2 separate regions of the Homo sapiens genome follow, and region 1 is linked to region 2. Evidence: chromatin contacts called from ENCODE Hi-C or POLR2A ChIA-PET data. All regions are on one chromosome and are shown on one strand. The core of a region is the stretch at or near the end of the contact, and the rest is flanking DNA. Distances in the headings are between cores, read along the strand shown. Region 1 has its middle 58 kb from the start of LINC02225. Region 2 has its middle 160 kb from the start of LINC02225.

Region 1 (6,002 bases), core at 2,799-5,298, 110 kb after region 2:
CCCATGCCTGGCAGTATTAAGATGGCTTCCAGGCTGACTCAGTGTCTCTGGAATTCCCTCCCTCTTGCATTCCAACAGAGCTTCCTTTGCTGGCATTTAGTACATGGTGCCAGGCATCTGCTGATTTGGCTTGTGTTTAATCTGAATTGTTGCTATTTGACTGAGTTTTGTATTTCATAGGGACTGTTAATCATAAGTCACCAGCTGAGCAGCATGTGTGGTTGTTGGGACAGAGAGTTTAACTTATTGTTACTATTGGAAACATAATTTTTAAAAAGTTCTTCAAAAGTGCGTGTCATTTGGATTGTTCAGAAGCAACTGTTTTAGAAAAGAAAAGCTCTGTCTCATCCCCTTGTGTTGTTCTCCCTTCATGCATTTCAACAAATAAGCAAGGGCTGGGTGTGGTGGCTCATGCCTGTAATCCCAGCACCATGGGAGGCCGAGGTGGGTGAATCACTTGAGGCCAGGAGTTCGAGACCAGCCTGGCCAACATGGTGAAACCCCGTCTCTATTGAAAAAAAAAATAGCCAGGCATGGTGGTATGCGCCTATAATCCCAGCTACTCCAGAGGCTGAGGCATGGGAATTGCTTGAACCTGGGAGGTTGCAGTCAGCCGGGATCATGCCACTGCACTCTAGCCTGGGTGCAGAGACTAGAGAGAGATTCTGTCTCAAAACAAACAAGCAAACAAACAAGCAAGCAAACAAAGTGATAGACCTGCATTGTTTCTTCCTTGGTTGAGGTCCAGACTATGGATTCAGTGAAGGAGTTGTGGCCATGGCAGGCAGGGGTCACTAAATAAATGAGACAGCAGAGCAGACTAATGGAGGAAATAGAGCTTGTCCATGTGGCTCTGTTTCTCTCTTCCTACCCTAATCTCTTTATACTCATTAATCCTAATGAAAGCAGGCTGGAGGAGAGAGCTGGTGGAGAGGAAAATTGTGGAGAGCAGAATCTCTCTGGACAGAATAGTAAATACAAAACCAAAATGTGAAATTTGTTCTTGAAAGTGACAGTTGCTTGTTCATGCTCTGTGAAGTCTGAGTGTGTGTTTGTGCTGAGGTGTGCTATACTCCCCAAGAGTAAATATGCCTAGAGTCAGGGGTCTCGTTTCCTGATCAATACAAATAATGTATCAATCACCACCATGCTTGTGGAAGTGGGGAGGGTGTAGAGAAATATGGACACATGTAACACTGGTGACGGCAAAGGTCATTTTAAGAGTTGATGCTGTCAGATTAATTAACCTGTCATGTTTAGGTAGCTAATAGTATTTTAAGGGAGTTTTTCAAGTTGCACATAATTCTCATATTTCACAGGACACACCTTTGGAACAATTACTTGATTTTGTATTTATAGCAGCTTCTCCCTGTCCGTCCCATAAAAAAATGCCAAAAAGACTGACCATAAATTGGTCAAAACTTTATTCATGGGCGACAGTCCCATTATAAAATAGAAGGCAATATATATGTCTCTTCTTTTTTTCTCTTCTGATGATTTTGTTGGTGATTCAATCTGTAAACCTTGATGAGTTATTCGCTTAGTCATTTAGCAAACATTTAATGAGAACCTGCAGCACAATAAACATGAATATAAATAAATATGTGGGGAAAATAATAATGATCAGGAATTAAAGGGAGCTACTGTTGATGTTTCTTGACTGCCTTCTGTAGCCCAGCATTCATTTTAAAAAATATTTTTATAATTAAAAATATACATGTATATCAAAGTCAAATCTTCTTCAAGGCTTATAATATAAAACACCAAATTCTGTCTTCCACAGCCCTTCTCACCTCTCATCACCTAGAGGAAGCCACTTTTAATCCTTTTAGCTGTTTCTTCTGGTATTTGCCTTTAGGGTTACATAACATGCTATTCTGCTATTTATTCATTTGTTGATTTTAAATATCGCCTATAAACATCCTACAATGGAAGGCATTTGTTTAGCTTCCTTAAATACCTGCCCTCACCCTAACACACACTTCCACTTCTGTTTCCTAAGATCATGAACATTATAATTTTTATCAGATCACTGTTCAGCCTATACATTGCTATGTTTATATAAATATTATGCACAGTTAAGCCATGTAGACATTCTGTTGTGCAGGAAGGGAAGAGATCCAAGGTTTTCACTGCTCCTTACAAAGATTTTCAGTTGGCCCTCATCTTTTTATCACCATCAACACCCTACTTTCAAGGCACCTCCTGCCTGAACTCCTGAGCCCTCTGAGATTCTGAAGTGCAAATAAGCCTTCTTCATGATTTCATTCACTGCAGAGACTCCATGTTTGCCAAATTGGTTACTTCAAGTCAGTCCATTGCTTTCCATATATGTATATATAATCTTGTTTTCTCTTTTATCTTTTCCTTTGCTTTCTTTGCCCTAGGGTTTAAAAAGTTTTAATTTATTTACTGAAATTTTAATGTGTTACTGGAGTAAAGCACATATGTTTCAATCTTCCACATTTAATCCAAGTCCCAAATACTCTTTTGAAATTCTAGCTAATAATACTATATACCGTTATGAATCTTTTTTTTATAGAGGAATAAATCAAGACTAGGAGAAGTTAACTTGCCCAAGGTTGTGCAAATAGTAAGTGATGATTCCACTTGCTAATAAAAGTCTTGTTAGTTTCTTTCCAGCACACTGCCTTTTACTGTAAGGCACAGTTCCCGTTTTAAAGAGTTTATAGTTTTTGTGGGGAGGTAAAACTTGTGCACAGATGTAAGAATACAATACATTAAATGTCAAGAAAAAGAAAAATGGCCCAATGTGCAATGGGAATTCAGAGAAAAGAGAAATGTTTTCCTACCCATTTCTTTGTGTCTGAAATGCCACTTGGCATGAACTACACGTCTTTCAGTTCTGTAGGAACATTTCTTCATACCGAAATCTTATTTTAAGGGATAAAACCTCTATTCTTCAGCCAGTTGGAATTTGACAGTATTCCATGAAGTAACTGGAGAGGAGTGGGCAATAATATGAATTCTCAAATGACAACAACCCTTAAGGTGATATTTTAGAAAAAAAGAGTAAGATTTTTCAATACATGTCTATGAGTATATTTGACTTTAAAGACATTCAAGAGAGAATTTTTGCCTGTATTTTTTTTCCACTGATAATACATAGTCCTTGATCTTGTTACATATGAAGTGTATGTCTGTATCTCTCTGTCAAATATTCAAATATGGTTTATGATCATATCTACATCTGTCCAGACTTGAGGTTTTTTTTTTTTTCATGGCTAGCTAGGACTACTATCACTCATGCCACTTACACTCTGTGAATCCAAAGCACTATCTCCATTTGCATCCCAGAAGGCAGAATCACATCGTGGATTGGGGAACAGTCTCTATAGCCAATTGGACCGTGCTCCACTCCAGGGTCTCCCTTTACCTTCTTGCCATGTGATGTTGAGCTATTTCACTAAACCTCTCCCTTCATGTCTTATATTTCTTATCTGTAAAATGGGGATAATGGTGGAATCTAGGTCATAGTGTTTTATGAAGGTTAATAGATAAAATCAATGTGATGCACTTAGAATAGTGTCTGGTACACAGAAAATACTATATGATCATCATTTCTTCTTCTAGGAACGTCAGGCAGAAGCAATCTCTAAGGGTCACTTATGCATCAGGTTCTATTTTGTTTGCTGTAGGAGAAGTTTTTTCAATCATATGTTCGTTATTTTATCTTGAAACCATTTATTGAGTGCCTGCAGATACAATGGATTGCAAAATTAGACATGTCACTGCCTTCCTAGAATCCTGAGCATAGTGAAGAGACAGTCATGGCTCAACTAATTATACAAATAAATGTAAGATTACAACCATGGTAAGTGCTAGGAAAGACAGGCTTCATGACTCCTTATTACATTTGAATACACAGAGTTTAGTGCCTAACAGAGCAAAATTGTGTGTTTCTTGAAGAATCCAAGTGCTTTAATGCCAAAGAAGGGAAGGGCTGCTCAGTGCAGAAACTGAGAACATCCTGAGAAACTAATTAAAACCTTCCTATTTGATGACACCCATAGGATGGGAATCGCTTCCTCTCTCGACTTTCCTTGACACAACTTGCTCAGGAGGAATGCAAAGGATGGGTGGGATCTTCCCCAGCATGAGAGTGAAAGGAAGCCACATACCAAAGAGATGACGGTGGCACAAGAAATGCTGCAGCTGCTAATTCCACCTCCACCCTGTGGGACAACTGCTTAGCAATATTTCAAAGGCAAAAACAAAGTACAGGAAAAAAGAAAAAAAATGGATTTAACAACTTCCTTGACTGGAGGTCTGGATAAGAGTGGAGCACATTTTAAAGTGGACTTTATGGCAGAAATACATGTGGCTTTACAGACATCTGTGCCTGGGATTCACAGAGCCCAAGTGTACATTTGTACATGAAGCACAATCAGCTATTCAAGGCATTTGGCAAGAAACTGGAATATTGATGCCATTTCAATATAATACGTGTTCATCTCCTGTGCATCACTAATGCCAGTTTTACCAGAAAGCTGTAGCTGAGAATTCCATCCAGAATTCTTTCTGCCATTCTTCATTACCAGTGCTTGAAAGGGCAGTGTCCTCCTGCTGAACTTTTAAATTGTTAATTTCAGAAAAATACATTCCCTTTCAGTTTTATGTAACACACGAAGAGAAAATGAGTTTAAGAGTGGAGACAGAGTGTCATATATCAATGGCTGGGAAACAAAATTTAAAGAGAATGAACTCAAGAGATCTACAGCATAAAGACTATAGTTAATAACAATGTTTTACATACTTAAAAATTAATAAGAGAATCAATTTGAAGTGTGTTCACCACAAAAAAATGATAGGTATGTGAGGTAATGCATATGTTGATTAGCTTGATATAGCCATTCCACAATATATACGTATTTCAAAACATCATGTTGTACATATAAATATAGTTTTTATTTTGCAATTTAAAAAATTGTTCTCATTTGACCTTTGTACTTCCCTGACTATATTTCTGTGTCTCTATATCCCATTTATCTGCTTGTCTGTCTATCTTCACCTCATTCACTTTCTCTTCCTTCAAGCTTTCACATTGCATGTCATTGTTTGATGGCTCTGCAGTCAGGATGGACAATTAAGAGACTGTTTCCCGAACATCCACTATGAGTTGGGTAGGAATGTCTTTGAACTCATGAAAATTGCCATCTGGAAGTGAAGACAAATATGAGACATACTTAAAAGTGTGATGAGTGTCAAGAAAAGAAATACATAGGATACTCTGGAATCAAATAGCGATAGTAACAGTAATAACAACTAAGGTTAATTCCATGCTCACTATGTACCCAGGCACTCTTCTCAGTGATTTATATGTATTATTAATTTTAATGTACATATCACATCCATGAGGTAATGTACTATCACTTTCCATTTTATAGATGTGAAAATTAAAGCCCAGAGGGATTAAATACTTAAGTATTTTTCCAAGGCTGCCCAGATAGAAAGCGGTGCACTGTGATTTGAACCATGTGGTTTGGCTACTGCGCCTCTGTGCACTCTAAGTACACTCTTATACACAAGAGAATTTAGCTTGATCTGCCTGGAGAAAGTGTACTACAGTTTAAAATAATATTAATACATTTTGGGGATTTATTTGAGTACTCCTTTAATAAATGTGAGCAAATATTTTTCTCTTTAAAAATTAAGGTAGATTGAAAATAAACATAAAATGCCTCTAAATGTAAAGTAGTGGGATCCTGGGAAAAAATGGCTATGAAGGAAACGCTAGTGCAATTCACATAAAGTGAGGCATAATGCATCAATATCGGTTTCTCAGTTGTGACAAATATACAATTGTAAGATGTTAACAACAGGGGAAAATGGGTAAGGAATACACAGGGGTTCTCTGTATTATAATATCTTTGTAACTTTTCTGTAAATCTAAAACTCTTCTGAAATTAAAAATTTACTTAATCAAAAAAGAAACGAAAAGAAAATATCTGCTAGACTGATCAACCCCCATTAAGCATGTA
Region 2 (5,700 bases), core at 1,442-3,941:
TTAAAGCTCAAGGATTTCCTTTGACTGTTTTTTTTATGTCATTTAAGCTTCAAATAAACATTTAAATAAGCACTTTTTTTTAAAGAAAGTTGATTTTCATATCTAGTTATTATCCTGCTACCTTTGCCAACATACCAGAATCTTTGATTATTTTTTCTCCTGTGGCGTCAACCTAGAGAGGAAGGATCTTGATTAAATATGCCAACTATCTTTACACTCAATTTGACCAAAGGCCAACTCTTTTTATGTTTGTAATAGGAATGTACTGAACAAATTCTGAAATTCACTTTCATAAACTTTCTTTCTCTTAGACTTTCAGAGTAGGGTAAGTTTTTAAAAAGCCGAGTCACCATGTTCGTCTTTAGGGCAGACAAAAGTCTATGCACTTTTTTTTTTCTTAGACTCCCAGGTAAGGAAATTCTATAATCTACTTTAAAATCTACTCTAGCCCTTAGCAAGATTTCCAATCAAGAGGCTCCTTTTCATCACTAAACTGCTTTGCTGCTGCAGCAGATTTAGTAGATTTCCTAAGGCTTCAGAAGCAGTGGAGAGCAGCCTCCCTTGACTTGGTGTACAGAGTCAGGCCACAGAGACTTCCACTCTTACTTCCCGGGTAGCACACACAGCACAGTCAAATAAATGCCCTCCTGGATTCCTATGCCATTAGGGTATGTGCTAAAAGAGCTCACTGGAGAAAAAGCTGAAATCAATTGTGAGTTAGGGCTTGCTTCCCAACATGTAGCCCAACAACGTAACATCAACACCATTGGGGATCTTGTCACCATCTTCTGAATAACAGGATCCCCTTTTAACAGGATCCACAAATGATTCTTATGGACATTAAAGTTGAGGAGCCACTGCTTTAGATAATTCTTTTGAAATATTATATAATCAGCTTACCGGACTTCAGAATTCCTCCTTTCCCAATGGCTGGCTCTTCAGGGTGGTGTCTTTCTCTTACTCACCTTTGTATTTCTAGTGCCTAGCACAGGGCCTGGCATATGCCCCTTTGATTTCTTTTGGTGTCACAGCTTAATCCATGTTTACTGAATAAGTTGCAGAATCAGTCTAGTGTCACAGTATAATCCTACTGCCATCAGAAGAAATTCATATAAACAATTTTTCTGAATATGGCTTTTACTATAATCATTATTTTAGGCCACATATCATGAAACCAAAAATCCTACTCTAAACTGATGACCTTTTGGTTTCATCTGGGCAGAGTCTCCCTTTTGTTTTAATTCAAAGCATACCTCTATTTCCACATTCCCATTTTTCTGGGGTTCAGTTTATCTTGTGCTATTTAATCTGTTTTTTTTTTTCAGTCTCCCACTTTCTTTTCTTCCCAAATGACTGATGCAGGTGGAGGGTGGCAATTTTTGAGTTATTTTTGTATCTTGTTTTTCCCTTTAGCTTTCATCAAGGTGACACTTTAGAGACTTAAGGTGGGTAAGTGGAAAGACAGAGAGGACTTTCTGTTTTCATCAACACCTGCAAGAGATTTTTCCCTATTCCAACAATAGCATTGATTTTACATTTTACTTGCTCTGAGCAGGATGATACACAAAGGCTTAGCATGATAGATAGTGTTTACTTATTTTTAGACCATTTGTATTTTTCATTTCATGAGACCTCTGCCATTGCACATTTTTGATAGAAAAGTAGCAATCTTTCCTAGGAACATTTCTGCTTTGCTCTTTGACTTGTTTCCCTTCTGCTGGCAATATAGTCATACTGCAGGCTGTTCAAGGATAGAGTTCTTTGTGAAGTGATGAAGATGAATTATTCCTGCCAGACACAAAAACAGTTATTTTACTTGTTACTTAAATTGGAAAGAGACAAAGAATACTGTTCAATTTTAACTTGCCAGCAGGCGTTCAGGGAAAAGGATTTTCCTAACAACTTGGAGAATGCACTTCTAAAACATCTGTCGACATTAAAGTGAGGCTAAAGATCGGTACCAGTGCAAAGCAGAGCTCAATTTTTCTCTCCAATTTCACCAAAATCAGTAGGGAAGGCAAGGGGTGGCAGCTTTACTAATTTATTGGAGAAATGCTCGGGTGAAATGTTGGAAAGACTCTAATTGTTCATGGACTCCCATGTAAGTATAAATTCTCTGCATTATATTTCCTATGGAGGTTACAGTGAGTAGAGAGAAGTTTTTTTGTGGTTGCCAAAATTTAGATAATAAAAGTGGGACTTCAAGATTTAATTGAATAGCTATAGCCTTGAATCAAGAGCAAAATAGTAAAATGTCATTATAGATACGTATCAAGAAGAAAAACAATCCATGATTTCTGAAACTATAGCAGAGTTGCACTGTGCTACAAACACCCAGAGCAAACTCCCCTCAGAGACCGCCCTAAAGGACAAAATGGTTCTTAACTGGAAAAAAAAACACCTTCTGGAATGTCGGCAAAGCATGTAAATTACAGATGATTTTTTAAAATGACTCCCCAACTTTGAAACTCGTAAGCAGATCATGAACAAATGTGTTCAGCAGAACCTGTGGTATGGCCTGGCAGCAACCTCGAGAGAAGGAACTGACATATCCTTACATTTTCAAGTCATGTTTTTACTGTAGAAAAAGAAAAGTGTTGCCTATCGCCCAGTCAATGGAAGTGTCAGAGGTGTGTGAAGTAGAGCAACTCCATCTTGAATAGGAGCTGGGTAAAATAAGGCTGAAACCTACTGGGCTGCATTCCAGACGGTTAAGGCATTCTGAGTCACAGGATGAGATAGGAGGTCGGCACAAGATACAGGTCATAAAGACCTTGCTGATAAAACAGGTTGCAGTAAGAAGCTGGCTAAAACCCAGCAAAATCACAATGGCCAGGAGAAGTACCTCTGGTCATCCTCACTGCTACACTCCCACCAGCGCCATGACAGTTTACAAATGCCATGGCAACATCAGGAAGTTACCCTATATGTTCTAAAAAGGAGAGGCATGAATAATCCACCCCTTGTTTAGCATATCATCAAGAAATAACCATAAAAATGGTCAACCAGCCGCCCTCAGGGCTGCTCTGTCTATGGAGTAGCCATTCTTTTATTCCTTTACTTTCTTAATAAATTTGCTCTCACTTTACCGTATGGACTCACCCTAAACTCTTTCTTGCACAAGATCCAAGAACCCTCTATTGGGGTCTGGATCCGGAGCCCTTTTCTGTAACAGAAGATGGAAACTTGTTTTTCTTTTCATGGTTTGTGTGTTTGGTGGATGAATCAGAGGTCAGACTTGGTCAGACTCTACAGTCAGCCCTTTGGAATTAGGGATTTTTTTCCCAATAACCAAATAGTGACCAACTCTTCTCCTGGCAGTGGGAATATTAAAATTGTTCTTTTAGGCCTGGCTGATTTTCATCTTGTGATGATGTTTTAAAAAAGCAGTCCTATTGTGTTCTCTCATAGTATCTCTCTCTCCTTGACTCCATTCAAATTGTAGGTGGTTCTCAGGAATGCTGTCTAGAGATGTGGAGACCAAGGTATATTTAGTCAAATTTTAGTATCGACATTCGGTTAATTAGAGCTATTTGAGATTGAATGGGAGACACTATGTCAAAAAAGACTCTTAAAAGTTAAAATTCAAGCTTTGATTACTAACTCCATGCCTATTTTCCTGAGAAGTATCTGATGTCTGCCTGAAACACTGTAATTCCTTTCTTCTTTCTTTTTTTAATCCCACTCATTCCTTTTAAAAGTTGACTTTTCTCTTTAATGCCATAGCTCAGGTGATCTATGACACATCTTCATTTCAAGGTTCATCCCTTTGTAATTCACTAGGCAAAGGAAATTCGAATCTCACAGGGACATTTATCTGTTCACGAGAAGAAAGAGGAAGAAAGGGGCCCCCTTAAGATAGTAAGGGAAGGGATTTAGGGAGAGACAAAGATATTTTTCCAGGACTTTTTTGCACCTAGATCCATTTTAAGGCCATTAATCCTTTGATATATGTTTGCAGGTAAGAGAACAAAGGAATCAAACTTGACTGCAATTGGATTCCACATGAATTATCAATTAGAGACATAAGAACATGTGATTTATAGGACTGTTTTGTAAGTGCTCCTTTGTGTAGCCTATTGACAAAGGAAGAGGAGAGATGTGCTGTGATTTCCCGGCCTTGTTCCAAAGCCCTGTTGCCAACTGCTTTCAGCTATGAATTCCCAAACAGATTTTAGCACTTACTTCCAAAACCAGATGAAGTATCAAAATAATTTCTAAAAGGCTAGTGGCAGTGCAAAGTGACAGTGACAGGGACTTACAACAGCCTTCCTGGACACCGTCCACCACCTCCCTACCAGCTGGTGCCCTGCAAGTGCATGCGTGGTGCTTTTTGCTTTCTTCTAACATAATCCTAATCGTGATGCTTTGAAATAGCCTAAGTCATTTTTTTTTCTAACTCCATTTTGAGGATGAAAGCAACTGTAACATCTTTTCTCAGGGCCTGGCATGTTTGAGGAGTTCAGTTAATATGTACTTGATAAATAAAGAAAAAACAAATAATTTGACTAATAGAAAAAGCTTCTGAGGAAGTTAGACTTAAGAACTGTATTCAGATCACATTCAGAAGTAGAAAAGGAGAGAAAACCAAGCCTCTGCTTGAACATGCATTCGTTCATTCTACATAACAACTCCTACGAGTTTGATTCAGTGATCTATTTTGGGGGTCCTGTGGATGTGGCTATTTGGAAACCATTAAGAGGCAGTGTACCAGCTCAGGGCAAAGCTTCTCTACATGACTTGCACTAGTTACAGTCTGATAAGTCTTTCTTGGGTTAAACAAGGAGAAAGATAAGTTTTAAAGTTACCTCTTGTACCTCTTATACCTAGAGTAAGCAATGCTTTAACATATCCTCTGATGACCTAATGAGAAAAGTAGGATCTGTTCTTTTAATATAAATCAGAACATGTTTACTAGGCACCAACTCTTCTCTCAGCCAGACTTAAAGACATGTACAGATATATAAGAGAGTAGAAGAAACAGTTTCTGTTCCCAGAGTCAATAAAGCAGTTGGATTGGAAACATTCCTATAAACAGAGACATGATGAACCATTTACTGATAGTTCAGGGGTATTTATGCTAAATTATGTTCCTTAATACTTATATCCAAATTCACTGACATCAACTTAAAATGAAAAAGATTAATCTAAATAAAATCTTGATATATCAGAAATTTATTACTGAAGGCCAGAGACTGAGGTCTGGGGTTTTGACCAACAGGGATTGGAAACTAGAAATTAGGGCAGTTAATTAAGGTCTTTGACTGCTGACTACAGAAATTCTTAGATTGCTTGGAATTTTCAGATGACCAAATCTTCTAAAGAGTAATAGTAAACAGCTGATCTTTATATCCAGGTCATATTTATCAGTCCTACAGCTCAATGCTGACCCCACGGGAAGGGCTGATGAAGGTGAATAAATCAGGATACAAACAGCCAAGAGAAAATCTGTAAATACAGAGGTGCTTCTCTCTTGCCCCAAAAACTTTTCCCTGTTCTACTCCCATCAGTCAACCTTCTCTGTATTCTATGAGATCCTAAACCATTAGAATCCTAGGCTTTGTTTTCTCCTTTCTCATTTGTCATATTATTTGACAAGGCGGCACACTCAATTTTCCAACCTTTTTATTGTCTTTTGTTCAACAGTGCTACATTCTAGCCTGGGTCTCAAAATCCTTCTCCTTGCTTTGCTTTCTCTAG

The links. A loop is a pair of places that touch in the nucleus more often than their neighbours do. ChIA-PET counts read pairs that join two places held with the same protein, here RNA polymerase II (POLR2A).
Region 1: a loop to region 2 is called in a map of PC-9, with 6 times the contacts of the local background. The contact joins two enhancer-like sites. A Hi-C loop is called at or near these places in 1 of 168 maps with a recorded cell type or tissue (PC-9). POLR2A ChIA-PET finds 5 or more read pairs at or near these places in 2 of 52 experiments (BJ and PC-9).

What each region holds. Positions count from the first base shown.
Region 1 is chr5:57,837,708-57,843,709 of GRCh38, forward strand. No RefSeq gene overlaps it. Among named protein-coding and RNA genes, the nearest start is that of LINC02225, 58 kb to the right of the region's middle. RefSeq lists a silencer at 1-229. Within about 2 kb of position 4,049, at least 7 of the 41 ENCODE cell types and tissues checked have a DNase peak (open chromatin) inside an H3K27ac peak, as active enhancers do; they include PC-9, where a contact is called at or near this core.
Region 2 is chr5:57,732,705-57,738,404 of GRCh38, forward strand. No RefSeq gene overlaps it. Among named protein-coding and RNA genes, the nearest start is that of LINC02225, 160 kb to the right of the region's middle. RefSeq lists an enhancer at 2,312-3,511. Within about 2 kb of position 2,692, at least 8 of the 41 ENCODE cell types and tissues checked have a DNase peak (open chromatin) inside an H3K27ac peak, as active enhancers do; they include PC-9, where a contact is called at or near this core.